Linked DNA regions of Homo sapiens: region 1 is linked to region 2. Evidence: chromatin loops called from intact Hi-C (ENCODE). Cell type or tissue: B cell. All regions are shown on one strand.

What was found. A loop is a pair of places that touch in the nucleus more often than their neighbours do. Peaks named below come from ENCODE experiments on the same cell type or tissue, not always from the same donor. Only the 100,000 strongest peaks of a DNase experiment are listed, where the experiment ranks them.
Region 1: it touches region 2 in a loop (2.8-fold over the local background); 7 of 110 quality-filtered maps call a loop at or near these places.

Annotation. Positions count from the first base shown.
Region 1 is chr15:57,275,666-57,279,665 of GRCh38, forward strand. All of the region lies in intron 19 of TCF12 (transcription factor 12), which reads left to right. SNORD13D (small nucleolar RNA, C/D box 13D) reads right to left here and starts at 2,992; the gene lies at 2,902-2,992. In B cell, no CTCF peak of the experiment used is centred here; no DNase peak of the experiment used is centred here; H3K27ac peaks cover 1,299 bases.
Region 2 is chr15:57,225,217-57,229,216 of GRCh38, forward strand. All of the region lies in intron 8 of TCF12 (transcription factor 12), which reads left to right. Among named protein-coding and RNA genes, the nearest start is that of SNORD13D, 51 kb to the right of the region's middle. In B cell, no CTCF peak of the experiment used is centred here; no DNase peak of the experiment used is centred here.

The sequences.
Region 1 (4,000 bases), 50 kb after region 2:
TCCCTGATCCAACACTTTCTATAAAAACAGCTTTTGTTTACATGACCTATTTGGGCATCCTCTGCACTCTGGCTCCCCTTCTGATTTGGGATGATGCTGCAAGACTGTATCTGATTGTGACCCAACCTGTCACAATCACTGGATGCTTATTTTTACCAGGAGGCAAGCAGACCCAGGTCTAGCAGTTCATCCCAGAGAAGAGTGGCTTCTCTTCTAAGCCTCAGATTTTGCCAGAGCATTTTTTGTGCCTTGTTGCCCCACCTGTCAAACCCTAAGTCCCCACTGCCAGTTTAAGCTTTTCCATTATCATGACTACAACGTTATTTGTACCTTTGCCATTTTTATTCCCCAGCAGATAAAACAAATGACCTTCAAGTTTGTACTCTCAGCGTTACTCAAGACTCAGTGGTTAAACATTTCCTCCTCTCAAGCTCTTTCACAGGTCAGCTTAGTCAGGTCACTGTTCTTTTGATAATTTAGTGATGAGAGAACTATTAGATTTTCAGTTTCCTGTTCTACAAGTGAGTTTGAACATAAATGGTGTTGGACAGTGGTTTTGAAATCTGGCTGGTCCCAGAATCACCTGAAGCTTTTCTTTCCTCAAACATTTCCAAACCTTACCCCAGGAGATTCTGGTGCAATGAGATGGTTAAATGTGGTAGACTTAGCATATGCAGTGATAATACTGCAATCTTTCCTACATCCCCACTAAAATAAATAAAAATGATATTCATTTTAACCCACAAGGACAGATGAGAGAGGAGACCATAGCAGATGAAATAGCGAAAGCTGCATGTAGGATAGAAAGTCGATGGAATAGTGGTACTTATTTGTTTCTAAGTACTGAAGAATACATGTTTCAAGAGTGGTAAGATCTAATCTTGTGCTGAATACAGTGATTTCTTAAATGCCCCGAAGTTAAAATACATAATCATGAAATTTCAGAGCATTCGGGTAAAAAAAATATTCTAAAGCTTCTGGAGATAAAATATAAATAGCTTATAGATAAAGAAACAAGAATCAAAATATCATCAGCGTTCTGGACAGTAGTACTGGATTCCAGGAGATAGTGGAGCAGCACCTTCAAATTTCTGAGGAAAATAATTTCAACCTAGAATTCTTTTTTTTTTCTTTTTTTTTTCCTTTTTTTTTTTTTTGAGGCCGAGTCTCGCCCTGTCACCCAGGCTGGAGTGTAGTGGTGTGAGCTTGGCTCACTGCAACCTCTGCCTCCTGAGTTCAAGCGATTCTCCTGCCTCTGCCTCCTCCATAGCTGGGATTACAGGCACGCATCACCATGCCCAGTTAATTTTTTGTATTTTTAGTAGAGACAGAGTTTCACCATGTTGAACAGACTGGTCTGAAACTCCTGACCTCAGGTGATCCGCCTACCTCAGCCTCTCAAAGTGCTGAGATCACAGACGTGAGCCACCGCACCTGGCCAGTTTCAACCTAGAATTCTATACCTTGCCAGACAATTAATCAAAAGATGGATATAGAATGAAGATATTCCACATAAGCTGGGCATGGTGTGTGCCTATAGTCCCAGCTACTTGGGATGTTGAGTCAAGAGAATCACTTAATCCCAGGAATTTGAGGCTGAAGCGAGCTGTGATCATGCTACTACACTCCAGCCTGGGTGACAGTGCCAAGTCCACCCTGTCTCTAAATAAAAATTAAGTTGGCAGCCGGGTGCAGTGGCTCACACCTGTAATCCCAGCACTTTGGGAGGCTGAAGCAGGCAGATCATGAGGTCAAGAGATCGAGACCATCCTTGGCAACATGGTGAAACCCCATCTCTACTAAAAATACAAAAATTAGCTGGGTGGGGTGGCGTGCGCAAGTAGTCCCAGCTACTTGGGAGGCTGAGGCAGGAGAATCGCTTGAACCCAGGAGGCAGAGGTTGCAATGAGCCGAGATTGTGCCACTGCACTCCAGCCTGGCGACAGAGTGAGACTCCATCTCAAAAAAAAAAAAAAAAAAAATTAAGTTGGCTGGGCACAGTGGCTTATGCCTGTAATCCCAGCACAGTGGGAGGCCAAGGCAGGAGGATCCCTTGAGCCCAGGAGATGACTTGAGACCAGCCTGAGCAACAGTTAGGCCGCATCTCTAAAAAAAATTTAAAAATTAGCTGGATGTCTTGGCTCATACCTGAAGTACCAGCTACTTGGGAGGCTGAGGTGGGAGGATCACTTGAGCCCTAGAAGATTGAGGCTGCAGTGAGCTATGGTTGTAGCACCACACTCCAGTCTGGGCAGCAGAGTGAGAACCTGTCTCAAAGAAAAAAAAAAAGATATATCAGATATGCAAATCCTTTAAAAATTTACCTTCCATATACATCCTTTTAAAAAATAGAGACAGGGTTTCACTGTATTGCCCAGGGTGGTCTCAAACTCCTAGCACAAACGATCCTCCCACCTCAGCCTCCCAGGTAGCTGGAACTGCAGGCATTAGCCACCACACCTGGCTCGTGTATATTTTTTCAGAAAGCATCTGGAACATATGCTTTAACCAAATAAGTGCATAATCAACAAAGACAAATGTTATAGAATCCAGGAAACAAAGGATTTAACATAGAAAAACAGCAAAAATAAATCCCATGACAAGAGCTACTGGGCCTAGAGAGCAACTAGTCCATTGAAAATTGAATACTATTAGCTGCAGAAGAAAGGTTTCCAAGGAAAGAAAATGGAATTAATTGATGATGTGTTCAAGATTTTAGGAAAATATATTGATAGGCATTTGTTAGATCTCTTGGAGCATTCAGTGGTGGGGTTAGGGAGACGGAATTTGCATTACTAACAAATGAAAAAACAAGTAGCTATTAACTATAGGAAAAATAAACAGTTATATGAGCAAGGGAGCAATCACTGTAAAAAAAAAAATTTTTTTTCTTTTCCAAGTTGAGGTCAGATGGGTAATGTGCTGAGGTCATAACAAGGTTGGAGGGTGGCACATCTCACACACACTCGTGAACACCCAATCATCATGCTCATGAACTACAAAAGGATCAAACCTTTCCTCCCTCTCCCTCTCTCTCCCTCCCTCCCTCCCTCTCCCTCCCTCCCCTCTCTCTCCCTCCCTCCCTCTCTCTCCCTCTCTCTCCCTACCTCTCTCTCCCTCCCTCTCTCTCTCCGTCCCTGTCTCTCCTTTTCTTTTTCTTTCTTTCTCTTTCTCTCTTTCCTCCTTTTTTCTTTGTTTTTCTTTCTTTCTTTTTGTCTTATTCTTTATTTCTGTCTTTGTTTCTTTTTTGTTCTTTCCTCCTGTCTTCCTTCCTTCCTTTTTTTTTTTTCTCCTTTCCTTTCTTTTCTTGTCTTGTATTTTCTTTTCTTTCCTTTCCTTTTCTTTCTTCCTCAGGGTTTTGCTCTGTTGCCTAGGTTGGAGTGCAGTGGCACAATCATGGCTCACTGCAGTCTCAGCCTCCCAGGCTCAAGTGATCCTCCTACCTCAGCCCCCTCAGTAGCTGGGACTACAGGTGGGTACCAGCACACCTGGCTAATTTTTAAATTTTTGTAGAGACAGGGTCTCACTTTGTTGCCCAGGCTACTGTAAAATTCTTAACCTCAGCAGCTATCTCCATATAGTCATAATAACATAAATATTTTCCTAGTCATAATAATGTAAGAAGTGACTAGTGAGTTAGCCAAAAATTTTGCTATAAACATGTTGCAAAGTTGATGTTATAAGAGAGTCAAGTCCTCAACTACATAAGAAGTCAATAGATAGAATTCCCCTAATTGAAATATGGGAAGACATACTTCTCATGCCCTGCAGGTAATGAGAAGTACCAGATCTTTCTGGCTACTTAGCACACATTTGCCGTGGTCTGTGTCACACACCAAGAGGTATGAAAGAGTAGCCTTAGTCTTTTTTGAATCAAAGTTGTGTATTTATTTCACATTTCCTAGAGTCTGCCATAGTATTGTTCTTCCTGCCAGAAGTGTTCTTTGTCTGAATATAGGAACCTGAAAGATCTTGCCTAATTTACTGAGTTTTTGGTGCT
Region 2 (4,000 bases):
ATGCTTTTTTTTTTTTTTTTTTTTTTTTTTTTTTTAAGACGGAGTCTTGCACTGTCGCCCAGACTGGAGTGCAGTGGCAATGGTGTGATCTCAGCTCACTGCAAGCTCCGCCTCCCAGGTTCACATCATTCTCCTGCCTCAGCCTCCTGACTAGCTGAGACTACAGGCGCCCGCCACCATGCCCGGCTAATTTTTTTTATTATTATTTTTAGTAGAGATGGGGTTTCACTGTGTTATCCAGGATGGTCTCGACCTCCTGACCTCATGATCCACCCGCCTCGGCCTCCCAAAGTGCTGGGATTACAGGCGTGAGCCACTGCGCCCAGCCAAGGATATATGCTTTTTATCTGAGGATGTATATAAGATCAGTATTAATACAAAATAACAGATCAGAATGATCTGAAAATGATCAGAAAAATATATAGGAAATGGTTTTTAGGAAATGTCTTTAATTTTCTCTGATATCTTCCTAGCACTCTAATACAAATGGGTATAGTTATTAAAGCAAAATTTTATTTACTCTTCTTAAAAGAGCCTCTTTTTACTAAATTCCAATCCCATAAAATTGAGAAAGAGACATGGGTTGTATATATTGCTACGTGTGGAACTTGCGTAGATTAATCAATTTATTTATTTATTCATTTTTTTTTTCTTTTATTATACTTTAAGTTTTAGGGTACATGTGCACAATGTGCAGGTTAGTTACATATGTATACATGTGCCATGTTTGGTGTGCTGCACCCATTAACTTGTCATTTAACATTAGGTATATCTCCTAATGCTATCCCTCCCCCCTCCCCCCAGATTAATCAATTTAAATTAAATTAATAATTTAAACACTAAAAATCTTAAAATTACCTAGTTTTTTGAATGCTGACTCTTAAATGTACATATGCTTAAAATTATAGGCCTAGAGTCTTAATTACAGTTTTTTAATATAGGGTTTGACCTGGGTTGGGATATTCTTTTATTAATATTTCATTGACCTAGACTTTTTTTTTTTTTCTCAAGGTTTTAGGTACTTAGCTAGATCTTGTAAAGTTTTTATTGTTTAATACTAAATATAATTATATAAGATACCAGATAAAGTGGATGTTCCTGAATATAATATCATATTTTCATTTTAAAATTATGATGGCAGGGCAAGTTAGCCAAATAATTTTGTTATGTTTTGTTACTTTGGTAAATTGATGTAAATTATGCTGAATATAATTTCTGTTATTGGCACAGACCTTTCACATATTTGAGGCCCACATTAGCGTGTGTTAAAGTGTTTAATGATACTGAACATATGGGAACTTAAAGAGAACTGCTATTCAAACCATCTTGACAAAAGATCTAACAGAAGCCCAAACATAGTGAAATCTTGGTAATTAGTTCTGTGTTGGACCATGTTCAGAAAAGTAGGTAGCCTTCTCCATACTTCTTTATTCCAAATTAGGTGAAGGTGTTCTCAAAATGTTTCAGAATGTAGGCTGACTTTGGTTTTCTTAGGCCTTGAAGCACATAAGAATTCTAGAATATGTTTCAAAATAATTTATACAATCTTAAACTGCCGGATAAGAAGGATCTAAATCTGCCTTGTTCAGTATAGTAAGCAGTAGCCACAAGCAGTATTTAAATAAAATAAAATAAAATTTAAAATTCAGTTTCTCAATTGCACTATCCACATTTCAAGTGTTCAGTAGTCATGTGACTGATAGCTACTGTATTGTACAGCATAGATACGGAACATTTCCATCATCACAGAAACCTATTGGACAATACTCATATAAAGCATTCTTCTTATTTTCTGTGGAAGGGTATCTCAATTAGGATATATAGCTATTGTCACATACTAAAGAAAATTCCCATCTCTTCATCCCTTGGTACCTTAAAAAGTATCAGCCACCACACAGGCTGTAGATCTGATTTTTAAAGTATGGATAATCACACCATGCTTTAACTTTGTCTTATCTGAATGTGACTAGATAAAAAGAAAAACTATCTTCTTTAGCAAAACCTCTGCTTCTTTGCATTTTTTCTCAATAACAGAAAGTCATTACGCCTCCCTGCCTCACAAGAATGTTTCCAGTGTTAATTACAGGAAAGATGTATTGAAATCGAGAGCACAGTGCACAGCTCCAGCCTCTAGAGCTGAACAGAGTGTATGCCTTGAATTTGGGGTTATCCATATGACTAAACTGAATCATCTGAGCAGGAAAAAAGGGATCTGTCTTTGCCAGTTTGACTCAAATTTGTTGTATGAACTAAAACATTTTAAGGATAATTATGTAATCACTGTGAAGAGTAACTGTAAATATTCATCCCAAAGTATACTATCCCTTTTTAAAAGTTGCTTTACGGTGAGTGTGATGAGGACATGCAAGATATGATTTATGTGATTGCGTTGTTTTCAACAGACTTAATAGTGAAGGGGAGGTATCTGTTAGATTTTCTATTTTATTCTTCCAAGTTAGAACTGTCTGTTCACCACACATTCAAAATTTTTCTTAACACCATTCTTAGAGGGGAAAGTATAAGTGCTTGGGAAAAGAGTTGGTCCCATGGTAGCTACTGTGAGCTTGGCATTCTGAAAAGGAGGATAGAATTCTAAAGAAAATATCTACCACATTTTAATAGAACATCTTAAATTACTTAATTTTACCCTTTTTCTATTCTCTTTAAAATAGTTTGACTCCTGGTAGATTTTAATTATCTTAAAGCATATATATTCCTTTCTCTTAATTTTAAGATCGACTGTCATGATACAAAATCATCCTTCAGATTTAAACCAATGATTAGATCATTAACTAGGGGAAAAAAACTGGCATCTATGTTCAGGTGATCAGATGACATAAGCAGTCTGATTTTAATTTGTGGCCAGTACTGATTGTAACCAAGAGAGACTTGCTCTTTTTGTGGAATTGGCTGACTATTTCCCTACATCTGGAGTTAATAAAGCCTTTGAGACCACATCAGTTGTGCTTTGCCGCAAGAAGTCTTTGATCTGAAAAATCAAGACTGGCACAACTGCTGCTTCATAACATTGCATCTATGTTTTTGCAAGCTATAGTTAAGATACCAAAAGTAAAGTTATTTAGCTTATTTAGCCTGTGTTAGAAATGCTGGTAAATGTACCTCTTTGAAAGCCATATATTTCAAAACATTCTTATGATGAAAATTTTGAACTCGTGTTAATACAAAAATGATATAGTAGGATTTTTTTTTGCCATTTTCATTTATAAGGTCTGTCCTTTAAAAGTCCATTGTTTTCAAAATCTGTTTGAAAGAAATAGCATTAAAAACAAACTTTACCTCTAAAATGTGCCATTTTCTCCATACAACTTCAAAATTTTTGCGTAAGGGAAGGCAAGTCTCTTTCTGTGCTTTGTGTGGTTTATCTTAGTTTTCTTGCTCTCCATGACAACCGTGAATAAACCATTTTCTGATCAGCATATTCTCTTTTATTTAGCAGCGATTTGTAAATCAGGAAAGTTTATCCTTTGACTTCCTTCTGTAATTGTAACCATTTTCAAAATTTAAAAATGTAAGTATATTAGTGTGTGAAATACAGCGAATTGAATGGGAATAAGGATAAAGAAATATAAATTGATAAATTATGTAAAAATTTAAACTGACAAATTATGTCCATTTTTGTGTGAAATGACACATCAAAACTGGAGTGTTTTCATAATTATCAAGTATGAGAGACTGACTTACTGTTTCAGTCTATAACCTGGATAAAATTAGAGAATTTTATATTTCATACTTACATATCAAGGATGATGTGTATAGTAAGTGCACATTTGTGATAAAAAGCATGTGTTCGGGTGCTGTCTTCTAAATTTGATTCACATTGTACTTTCTGGCTAGGTCTGTGGATTTATTCTGTTTTTTTGTTGTTCATGGTTTAGCTTGGCTTGAGGAAATCTATATAGAAAGGGGACAGAGAACTTCTAGCTAGGGCTAAGTTTAGAAGATGAAACTTGATTAAAAGAAAATAGTCCAAAGTTCCTTT